Linked DNA regions of Homo sapiens: region 1 is linked to region 2. A link is a contact called in ENCODE Hi-C or POLR2A ChIA-PET data. All regions are on one chromosome and are shown on one strand. The core of a region is the stretch at or near the end of the contact, and the rest is flanking DNA. Distances in the headings are between cores, read along the strand shown. Region 1 has its middle 14 kb from the start of PECAM1. Region 2 holds the start of SMARCD2 (SWI/SNF related BAF chromatin remodeling complex subunit D2).

Region 1 (4,980 bases), core at 1,362-3,861, 560 kb before region 2:
AAAGCAGGATTGCTCTTGGCCCCTCAAGGCCAAACTAATGAAACTGTGCTACGTGCAACTGATGCAGGGCAGGTGAACTCCAGAATTGGGGCTTAGCCTGGCAGGGTTCTTGGCTTTGCCCAGGAAAGAATTCAAGGGCAAGCTAGGGGAGCCGGTGGTGTTAGACAGCAACTTTTATTGAAGCGGCAGTGCACAGCAGCAGCAGACAGACTGCTCCTTGTGGAGCAGGGCTACCCTATAGGCAGTGTGCCCAGAGCACCAGCTCAGGGCAGTTCTGCATCATATGTGTGCCCATCTAGTTATATGCAAATTAAGGGCCAGACTATACAGAAATTTCTAGAAAAAGGGTGGTAACTTCTGGGTTGTCAGGTCATTGCCATGGAAAGGGGTGGTAACTTCCGGTGTTGTCATGGTAACGGTAAACTGACACGGCACACTGGTGGGCGTGTCTTATGGAAAGCTGCTTTCTCTCAGTCCCTGTTTAGCTAGTCTTCAATTTGGTCCAGTGTCCAAGCCCTACCTTTGGAGTTGAGTTCCGCCGCCTACCTCAGAACATTTGTAGAGCCATTTAAAAAGGAAAACTCTCTAATGTGACCCTTTGTAGATCCACTTTATGTCTGATAAGGAAAGGTTGGAATTCTTTCTGCTGTGTAGGCACAGGTTCAGGGCCACACAGCCCTTCCCTTCTTTGAACACCGGATTAGTGCATCAGGGAGCCCCGGCGTGGTGGATTCAGGCTCAAACACTGGAAACAGTCCAGCAAAACCTTGACCTATAGAGAGTGAAGGGCACAGGGCCAGGGGAGGGGAGCTCTTTGCGGACACAGAGTGACTTCTTTCTCTAACCTGCCTTTTGGGTTTCCTTGGCTTTTCCTTCCTCCTCCTCTCGGATGAACTTGTGAGAATGAAGGTGCATGTCTGTGGCCCATGCTGGGTCCTCCAGGCATGGTGGGCTCTGGGAGGGCCATGGCTGAGGAGCCCAAGGAAGCCAGGCCCGTTGCTTTCTCACCTGAGGATTCGTCTCAGAACCATGACACAGTCAAATGAGAACAGAAACCCCACTCTAAGGCCGGGGGCAGTGGCTCAGGCCTGTAATCCCAGCACTTTTTTGGGAGGCCAAGGTGGGTGGATCACTTGAGGTCAGGAGTTCGAGACCAGCCTGGCCAACATGGCAAAACCCCATCTCTACTAAAAATACAAAAAATTAGCTGGGCATGGTGGTGTATGCCTGTAATCCCAGCTACTCGGGAGGCTGAGGCACGAGAATCGCCTAAACCCAGGAGGTGGAGGTTGCAGTGAGCCAAGATTGTGCCACTGCACTCCAACCTGGGTGACAGATCCAGACCCTATCTCAAAAAAAAAAAAAAAAAGAAAAAAGAAAAGAAAGAAATCCCACTTCAAATCTCTACTAGAGGTTGCTTGAAGGTTGCTGGAAGGGAGATGTGAGAGCAGACTTACACCACTCTGCACAGAGAAAAACCCATGAAAAACTTGTGTCTCCCTCAGAGTCATGGTAGTGGCCCCAGCGTCCCTGACACCCCTCCCAAAGTCAACCAGTCAGTCTCTCCCTGTTTCCCTCACCCCCAGATCAGCTCCTTTCTGCCTCATCCTGGGCCTTCATCCTTCTGTTGTCCCCAGACGACCCCACCGCCCCTGGGGATAGACTAGGCTGCATTTTGCTTTTCTTTCTGTTTTTGGGGTCCCTGTCATTCTAAAGTTTGTCCAGCCAATCTGCTTAGGTTTCCACAGTGGGAACACAGACACCTTTTTTTTTTTGAGACGGAGTCTCCCTCCGTCACCCAGGCTGGAGTGCAGTGGTGCAATCTTGGCTCACTGCAACCTCCGCCTCCTGGGTTCAAGTGATTCAGCCTCTTGAATAGCTGCGACTACAGGCTTGTGCCACCACGCACGGCTAATTTTTGTATTTTTAGTAGACATGGGGTTTCACCATGTTGGTCAGGCTGGTCTCGAACTCCTGATCTCAAGTGATCCGGCCACCTCAGCCTCCCAAAGTGTTGGGATTACAGGTGTGAGCCACCGTGCCCGGCCAGATGCTGTTTTTTTATGTTGTCTGGGCAGTCATTTGTGCGCTCCATGAACAGTTGCATGGTCCTTTTTAGCATCAGACTAGAGCTATGATTCCCAGCCCACAGTGACAGAGGCCACCTAGCCACCTTTGCAATGGCAACCACATTGACGATGACAGTCTTCCTTCCTTTTCCTTTGTCTTCAGCTGTGGCAATCAGCGGGACACTGCTCTGACCCCTGGCATTGGTTTTGACAAATACTTGGCTCCTTGTTAGCTTTATTAATAAGATGAAGAGATATTTGACAGCTACATTCTCCCCCTAAAAGAAGAAGGAGTGGCCCACATGGCTTCTGGAGTTCTTGGGAACTGACACAAAACTTGCCTCTTGGTGGAGGCTGGGTTTGCCTCAGGTGGGCCCAGAGGAGACTCCGCAGCTTTAGGAATCACCTCCCTCTCTCTCAGCTGGCTTTTTCTTTTTTCTTTTTTTGACAGAGTCTCGCTCTGTGGCCCAGGCTGGAGTGTGGTGGTGCAATCTCGGCTCGCTGCAACTTCCGCCTCCCAGGTTTACTCGATTCTCTTGCCTCAGCCCTCTGAGTAGCTGAAACTACAGGCGCATGCCACCACGCCTGGCTAATTTTTGTATTTTTAGTATAGACGGGGTTTCACCATGTTGGCCAAGTTGGTCTCAAACTCCTGACCTCAAGTGATCCACCTGCTTCAGCCTCCCAAAGTGCTGGGATTACAGGCATGAGCCACTGCGCCTGACCTTTTTGTATTTTTTTAATAGAGACAGGGTTTCGCCATGTTGCCCAGGCTAGTCTCAAACCCCTGGCCTCAGGTGATCCGCCTGCTGTGGCCTCCCAAAGTGCTGGGATTACAGACATGAGCCACCATGCCCAGTCTCATCTGGCCTTTTAAAACATTTGCAAAACTTTCCTTACCTGCTGTGTTGCACAGTTCTGGCTGAAATATACCTCCCTATAATTTCCACCGAAAGTGGAAAAAAGTCTAGTTCTTCTTTCATATAAAACAATGCAATTATTTAGGCTGTGCAGGATCGGGGTGTCAGGTACTTTTCAGGTCTGAGGTGAGGCCGTGGGCAGGGCAGCTTCTACCCACCTCATCTCAACTCTCCCTTTTCTTGCTCAGTGTCACATGTAGGACCAGTTACATAATTTGTGGGTCTAGTGCAAATGAAAATTCAAAATTATCAGGAATTTCAAGGTGGCGACAGCAAGGCATCAAACCAAGCATGGCAGCTTCTGAGCACAGGGCCCCTGTGACGGCACGGGTCACACATCTATGAAGCTGGCTCTGGTCTCATGACTCATGTGTGTCAGGTCAGGGACTGGGTCTGAGCCTTCTGCCCAGAAAGGTGCTGTAAAAGGTCAGTCACAGAAGCCTTGTAGCAAGCCAGGCAGACACAGGCAGGCAGATGTGGTGCTGGGAACTTGGTTGATGTTTCACCTCCTGGCCCTCAGCTCCCCATCTGTAATATGGGTCATGATACCCCTGTGGTAGGCTGCTGATGACCCCCAAGGATATCAGGCCCTGACCCCTGGAACCTGTGAATGTTGCCCTATATGGTGTCTTAGTTTGTTTGGACTGGGTGCCTTAGAAACAACAAAAATGGGCCGGGCGCGGTGGCTCACGCCTGTAATCCCAGCACTTTGGGAGGCTGAGGCAGGTGGATCACCTGAGGTTGGGAGTTCAAGATCAGCTTGACCAACACAGAGAAACCCCATCTCTACTAAAAACACAAAATTAGCCAGGCATGGTGGCTCATGCCTGTAATCCCAGTTACTCAGCTGGCTGAGGCAGGAGAATCGCTTGAACCCGGGAGGCGGAGGTTTCAATGAGCTGAAATTGTGCCATTGCACTCCAGCCTGGGCAACAAGAATGAGACTCCATCTCAAAAAAAAAAAAAAAAAAGAAACAACAAAAATGTATTTCTCACAGTTCTGGAGTTTGGGAAGTCCAGCATCAAAGCTCCAGCAGCTCCAGTGTCTGGTGAGGCCTACTTCCTCATTTATAGATGGCTGTCTCTCTGCTGTGTCCTCACATGATGGAAAGGACTAGGGAATTCTTTTCTTGCCTTTTTTTTTTTTTTTTCTGTTTTGAGAAGGAGTCTTGCCCTGTCACCCGGGCTGGAGTGCAGTGGCGCGGTCTCGGCTGACCACAACCTTTGCCTCCTGGGTTCAAGTGATTCTCGTGCCTCAGCCTCCCAAGTAACTGAGGCTACAGGCGCGCCACCATGCCAGCTAATTTTTGTATTTTTAGTAGAGATAGGATTTTGCTACGTTGTCCAGGCTGGTCTCAAACTCGTGGCCTCACGTCGATCTGCCCACCTTGGCCACCCAAAGTGCTGGGATTACAGGCGTGAGCCACCGCACCGGGCCTAGGGATTTTCTTATGGTCCCTTTCATAAGGGCACCAGTCCCATTCATGAGGCCTCCACCCTCATGACATAACCACCTCCAAAGGCTCCACCTGCAAGTACTATCACACTGGGGAGTTGGTTCCAACATGTGAATTGTCGCGGGGATGCAAACATTCAGTTTGTAACATGTGGGAGAATGGGATTTGCAGATGTGATTAAGTTAACAGTTTTGAGTTGGGGAGATTATCTGGATGGGCTCCAAATGCAATCACAAGTGACTTTACCAGAGAGGCAGAGGGAGGCGGGGCACATTGGTTTATGCCTATAATCCCAGCACTTTGAGAGGCCCAGGCAGGAGAATCCCTTGAGCTCAAAAGTTCAAGGCCAACCTGGGAAACATAGCGAGACCTCATCTTTACAAATAATTAAAAAATTATCTAGGCATGGTGGTGTGTGCCTGTGGTCCCAGCTACTCAGGAGGCTGAGGTGAGAGAATCACTGGTGGTCAAGGCTGCAGTGAGTCGTGATTGAACCACTGCACTCCAGCCTTGGAAACAGGGTGAGACCCCATC
Region 2 (4,859 bases), core at 1,507-4,006:
CAGACAGTAAATCAGCACACACTTAAGTAATGATGTACTGTGATAATCACTTGGTGGGAAGTAGGGTGTGAGAGAACAGAGAGGCTCTGAGATGGGAAGGGGATGGGTAGTTTGAAAAACTGCAAGGAGACCATCTGGGCCAATGCTTGGAGAGCCAAAGGCAGTGATTTAAAATGAACCCAAGGAGGTAAGCAGGGACCAGGTCCTGCAGAGCCTTAAATGTCACAGGAGGGAGTGTGACATTCAATCTAAGAGCAATGGGGAGCTGGGGAGGGTTTTAAACAAGGGATTGACAGGAACTGAGTTATATTTAACCGTTTGATCTGCTTTATTATTATTGAGACAGTGTCTTACTCTGTCACCCAGGCTGGAGTGCAGTGGCACGATCTCTGCTCACTGCAACCACTGCCTCTTGGGTTCAAGCAATTCTCGTGCCTCAGCCTCCTGAGTAGCTGGGATTACAGGTGTGCACCACCACGCCCAGCTAATTTTTATATTTTTAGTAGAGACATGGTTTCACCATCTTGGCCAGACTGGTCTCGAACTCCTGACTTCAAGTGATCCACTCACCTTGGCCTCCCAAAGTGCTGGGATTACAGGTGTGAGCCACTCCACCCAGCTGATCTGCTTTTAAATGCACTTATTAGCTTGCCCCTTTTCTAGGGTAGAAAAAATCTTGTGTTTTCTGATGCGACCCACTGGGTCGCATCAGAATTACCTAGGAAGCTTATTTTTCAAATACAATACTGAGAGCCATTGGATTGGAGGGGTGGCTGGCGGAGGTATTTTGGAGTAGCTTCCCAGAGGACTCTGATTCTCCACTGCCCCTATCACTTTGAGAATTACTGTTGTTCTAGAAGCTTAAAAGGATTGAAATGGATATTAGCTGCCTTATCATGAACTCTTAACCCACTTTACAGGGATGGGAGGGGCCATGATTCAGTGACTTTAACAATTCCAGTGGCCAGTCCCCAGACTGACAGGTTATCGACTCTTGGGGCAATAGAGTGGGATCTCTAAGTTCAGGAGGTAAGAAAACAGCAGCAGCGGTGTTTATCACTAGAGGCATGAGGAGAACTAATTTCTAAAAAGCACTGGAGAACTATACTGTAAAAAAGATCTGGGGTGCTATGATGCAAGGAAGGAAGTATTACTTGGTTGGGGCTGGAAAAATAAAGCAATTATAGTAAAAAAACTAAAAAAAAAAAAAAGTCTAGATCCCGGCTTCTTGACAGTGTGGTCTGAGAAGCAACAGCATCGCTGGCAGCTTGTTACAAATGCAGAGTCCTGGGCCCTGCCACAATCTGCATTTTTAATAAGAGCCTCGAGTGTTTTTTATGTGCTCATTAAAGTTTAAGCAGCACTGGTCCATATCACGGCGAGGAGATCCAGACCATCAGAGGGTAGGCTCCCTGGCACAGCTGACGCATTTTTGAATACTTTGATACAGCACAGTGTACCTGAAAAGATACTGCATTTTTGAAAATTAAGTGCTATAAATACTGGAGAAAGACCTCTTTTTTTAAACTGCGGGGAGGTTTCTCATAAGCCAAATTTCTTTTGACTAGAAGCATTTTCTGGGGAGTAAAGTACCAGGCTTCCTTAAAGTGAGGCGGAGCCACGTTAAAAATGTGCGGTAGAACTCAGCCTTGGCCAAGTCGACCGTTCACCAGCTGGGTCAAGTCTGGAGCCTCCTAGGTCCCTTGGCAGTTCCGAGCTACCAGCATGAGCTTTTACAGGAAGTTGAGTTGGCTGCTGTTCTGCCCCACAGAGCAGCTGAGTCTTTTTTTTTTTTTTTTTTTTTTTTGATGAGTTTCACTCTTGCCGCCCAGGCTGGAGTGCAGTGGGGCGATCTCGGCTCATTGCAACCTCTGCCTCCAAGGTTCAAGCGATTCTCCTGCCTCAGCCTGCCGAGTAGCTTGGATTACAGGCGCCCGTCACCACACTCGGCTAATTTTTGTATTTTTAGTAGAGACGGGGTTTTCACCATGTTGGCCAGGCTGGTCTCGAACTTCTGACCTCAGGGGATCCGCCCGCCTCAGCCTCCCAAAGCGCTGGGATTACAGGCGTGAGCCACAGCTACCGACTCTGAGTTGAGTCTTTAACGCCGAAGATGCAGAAAGGAGACTTGACAAAACTATTTTCGGGGAGTGTGGCCGCGGAATTCGGTGAGGGTGCTATACCGGGAGAGAGTAGTAGCAACGGCTCATTCACTGTGAAGCCCCTAAGTGACCTTAGACCTCTGACCCCGCGCCTCACTCGGCGCTTCCGCGCGCAGCTTCCGCTCCCGCCCCTCCGACGAAAGGCTGGGCCAAAGGTGGGGGGGTGGGGCTCTGAGGTCGGCAGTTAGGGGCGGTGCCCGCTGGGGGCGGGTCTCGCGAGGGGCAGGATTCGAGGAGGCACTCGAGCATTGGGCACCAGGTAGAGGCGGGGCCTAGTGCTGGGCTGGGTTGGGCGGGGCAGGGAGTTCGTAGCCGCCTCTGGGTAACTCGACTCGGGCGGCCAAACCTCCGGAGGCCGGGGACGGAAGGCGGGCCCGCAGCAGATCCTGGATCCGGAATCTCCCGGGCAGGAGCGGAATCTGTCCCGAACCGGGTCTGTGAGGAACTCGCGAACTTGGATTAGGAAATCCCGGAGCCCGGATCGACAAATCCCGGAACCCGGAATTAAGATCGCCAAGTCCCGGATCGCGGAGCACAGAGCACGGAGTGGACTCGACGCGGAGCCCGGAGTCCGGATCGCGGCACCGCGGGACGGGACGGAGCGATGTCGGGCCGAGGCGCGGGCGGGTTCCCGCTGCCCCCGCTAAGCCCTGGCGGCGGCGCCGTGGCTGCGGCCCTGGGAGCGCCGCCTCCCCCCGCGGGACCCGGCATGCTGCCCGGACCGGCGCTCCGGGGACCGGGTCCGGCAGGAGGCGTGGGGGGCCCCGGGGCCGCCGCCTTCCGCCCCATGGGCCCCGCGGGCCCCGCGGCGCAGTACCAGGTGAGCAAGGAGGACGCGAGCGGACGGGGGCGAGAGGCGCTGCGAGGGCGCCCGGGCCGGCGGCTGAAGGGGCCTCGAGTGAGGGCCCTGGGGAATGCATGAGGAACTCCGGGAGACGGTGGAGGGCGGGCCGGGACCCTCGGGCTGCGGCGGGTCGCGGTGGAGAAGTGGGAAGGGGAAGCAGGTTCTGCAGCGGAGGGCTGGAAGCAGCTGGGAGGCCTGGGGGCTTCCGCGGCACAGGGATTCCGAGTGACTGGGAGATGGAGGAGTTTGGGGAGCCAGTGAATTGTGGCGGGTGGGTTGAGAAGTCTAGGGTAGGAGGGCTGGAAAGTGATGAGAAAGTTTGGGAAAGGGCCCTCGCTGAGAAACCGGGGTTACCCTGCATCGGCCTTGGTCCCAGTCCAAGTCTGCCCTGTTTTTTCTGATTGGGAACTGGCGGAGCTCTAGCGTGTCTGAGATGGCTCCCGGCTGCTAATAAGGAGGAAGGAGCCTGGCTTCCCACGGGCACGGGACGCTGAGGCTAGGGCCAGGGGATTCCAGCTTGTGCACGGGCGGACTTTACTCCTGAGGCAGGGCCAGGCGCCTTCGCTGGGAGGACTCCAGCTTAGACCAGAGACGGTGGTGGCCTGGCCTGAGGGGAGGCCCAGCCCAGTCACAGGCCGGCTCTCTTCTGGGCTTTCTGCCTCCTGTCATCGTGTCCGGGAGTTGATTAGTCTGGACGTGCAGAGTGGAGCCCTGCTGGTCTGGGGCCGGAGGAGTCTGCGAGAGTTGCTTCAAAGAGTGCTGTCCTGACCCCTTTGGGGTTTTGAGAGCTGCTCAGATTGCAGCTTCAAAAGCCCTTGCAAAGCAGCGACTTCTGCTCAGTGTGTGAGGACCTCAGCCTGACCCTGCCAGTGCTCTAGTCTGCTGTTCAGGTTGCCCCAGAGGGCTTGGAAACTGTGCCCATCTGCCTTGTCACCCTCTCTGCATTTTTATTTGGCCTTCAGGTTCTAACTCCACCACGTCCGAAGCCATGTGCCCAAGCATTTGACACTGGCTTCTTGCTCATCTACGGGTTTGCTGTGGGCTTCCTCTGTTTTCGACTCATGTCTCCAGGCAGAGGTCCTTAGGGATCCTCGTGGAGTATACACAGCCTACCTGCCCCACTGGGCCCTCACTTCTAAGGAGATGGCTTAACTAGGGACAGTGACTGGATTTTTTTTTCCTTCTTACTCCTCATTCTTCCTCCTTTCTCAAGAGAAAAGAGAGTCTGGGTATGGGCAGAGACAGACCTGGTCCCAGGGATTCCAGCTGGGGCTCATCTCTCCCACCTTGCTGTCCCCGTTGGGGATTCATGGGCCCAGGGTGTTGCTGAGGGCTCCCTGCATCATTCATTGTAGCCCTTGGGCCTGCCCACTGAGACCTGGCCTGGGCACCATCTGTGGGCCTTTGGCCTTGGAAGGACCTGGAACAGACAAGCCGCTCCAGTTTCCTTGGCATGCAAGCCATAGGAAATGTGCCCTTGGGACAGCCCCTGAGAGGATGGATTCCACATGTTTTGGTGGGGGGTGGCCTTGGGCCTGTGGCAAGGCCAAGCTGGCTGGCTGGTTAGGCCTGGGCTGCTAGCTGTGCGGAAGTAGGAGATGGCCCTGAGTCTGGGTTTCCCATCCCACTAGCTTTCCTCCTCCTGGCAGGAGAGGTAGATGGGAAGGAGAACCCAGCCAGCTAACTTTGGCTGAGTTTGAAGAGGATCCTATTTGCCTTCTTTCCAAGTCCAGTTGTATGACTGCCAGGAGAAGGGACTTGAGATCTGGGAAACAAAGGGGTTCCTGTCTGTTAGGGCTCATGAGATGCACTTGAAAAGTGAGAATTTGAGGCCCAAGCTGAGCAAATAGTTG

Evidence for each region. Hi-C counts contacts between places; a loop is a spot of excess contacts on that map. ChIA-PET counts read pairs that join two places held with the same protein, here RNA polymerase II (POLR2A). Pooled maps may share reads with other maps.
Region 1: POLR2A ChIA-PET joins it to region 2 with 10 read pairs in activated B cell. The contact joins the enhancer-like site here to the promoter of SMARCD2 in region 2. A Hi-C loop is called at or near these places in 1 of 50 pooled maps. POLR2A ChIA-PET finds 5 or more read pairs at or near these places in 2 of 52 experiments (CD4-positive, alpha-beta T cell and activated B cell).

The regions. Positions count from the first base shown.
Region 1 is chr17:64,402,427-64,407,406 of GRCh38, reverse strand. No RefSeq gene overlaps it. Among named protein-coding and RNA genes, the nearest start is that of PECAM1, 14 kb to the right of the region's middle. RefSeq lists enhancers at 2,440-2,519, 2,630-2,739. Within about 2 kb of position 2,611, at least 6 of the 41 ENCODE cell types and tissues checked have a DNase peak (open chromatin) inside an H3K27ac peak, as active enhancers do.
Region 2 is chr17:63,840,582-63,845,440 of GRCh38, reverse strand. SMARCD2 (SWI/SNF related BAF chromatin remodeling complex subunit D2) reads left to right here and starts at 2,756. Exons shown (of 13, transcript NM_001098426.2): 1 at 2,756-2,982. The coding sequence starts at 2,767. RefSeq lists a cis regulatory region at 765-1,154, silencers at 2,264-2,433, 2,804-3,033 and an enhancer at 3,754-3,833.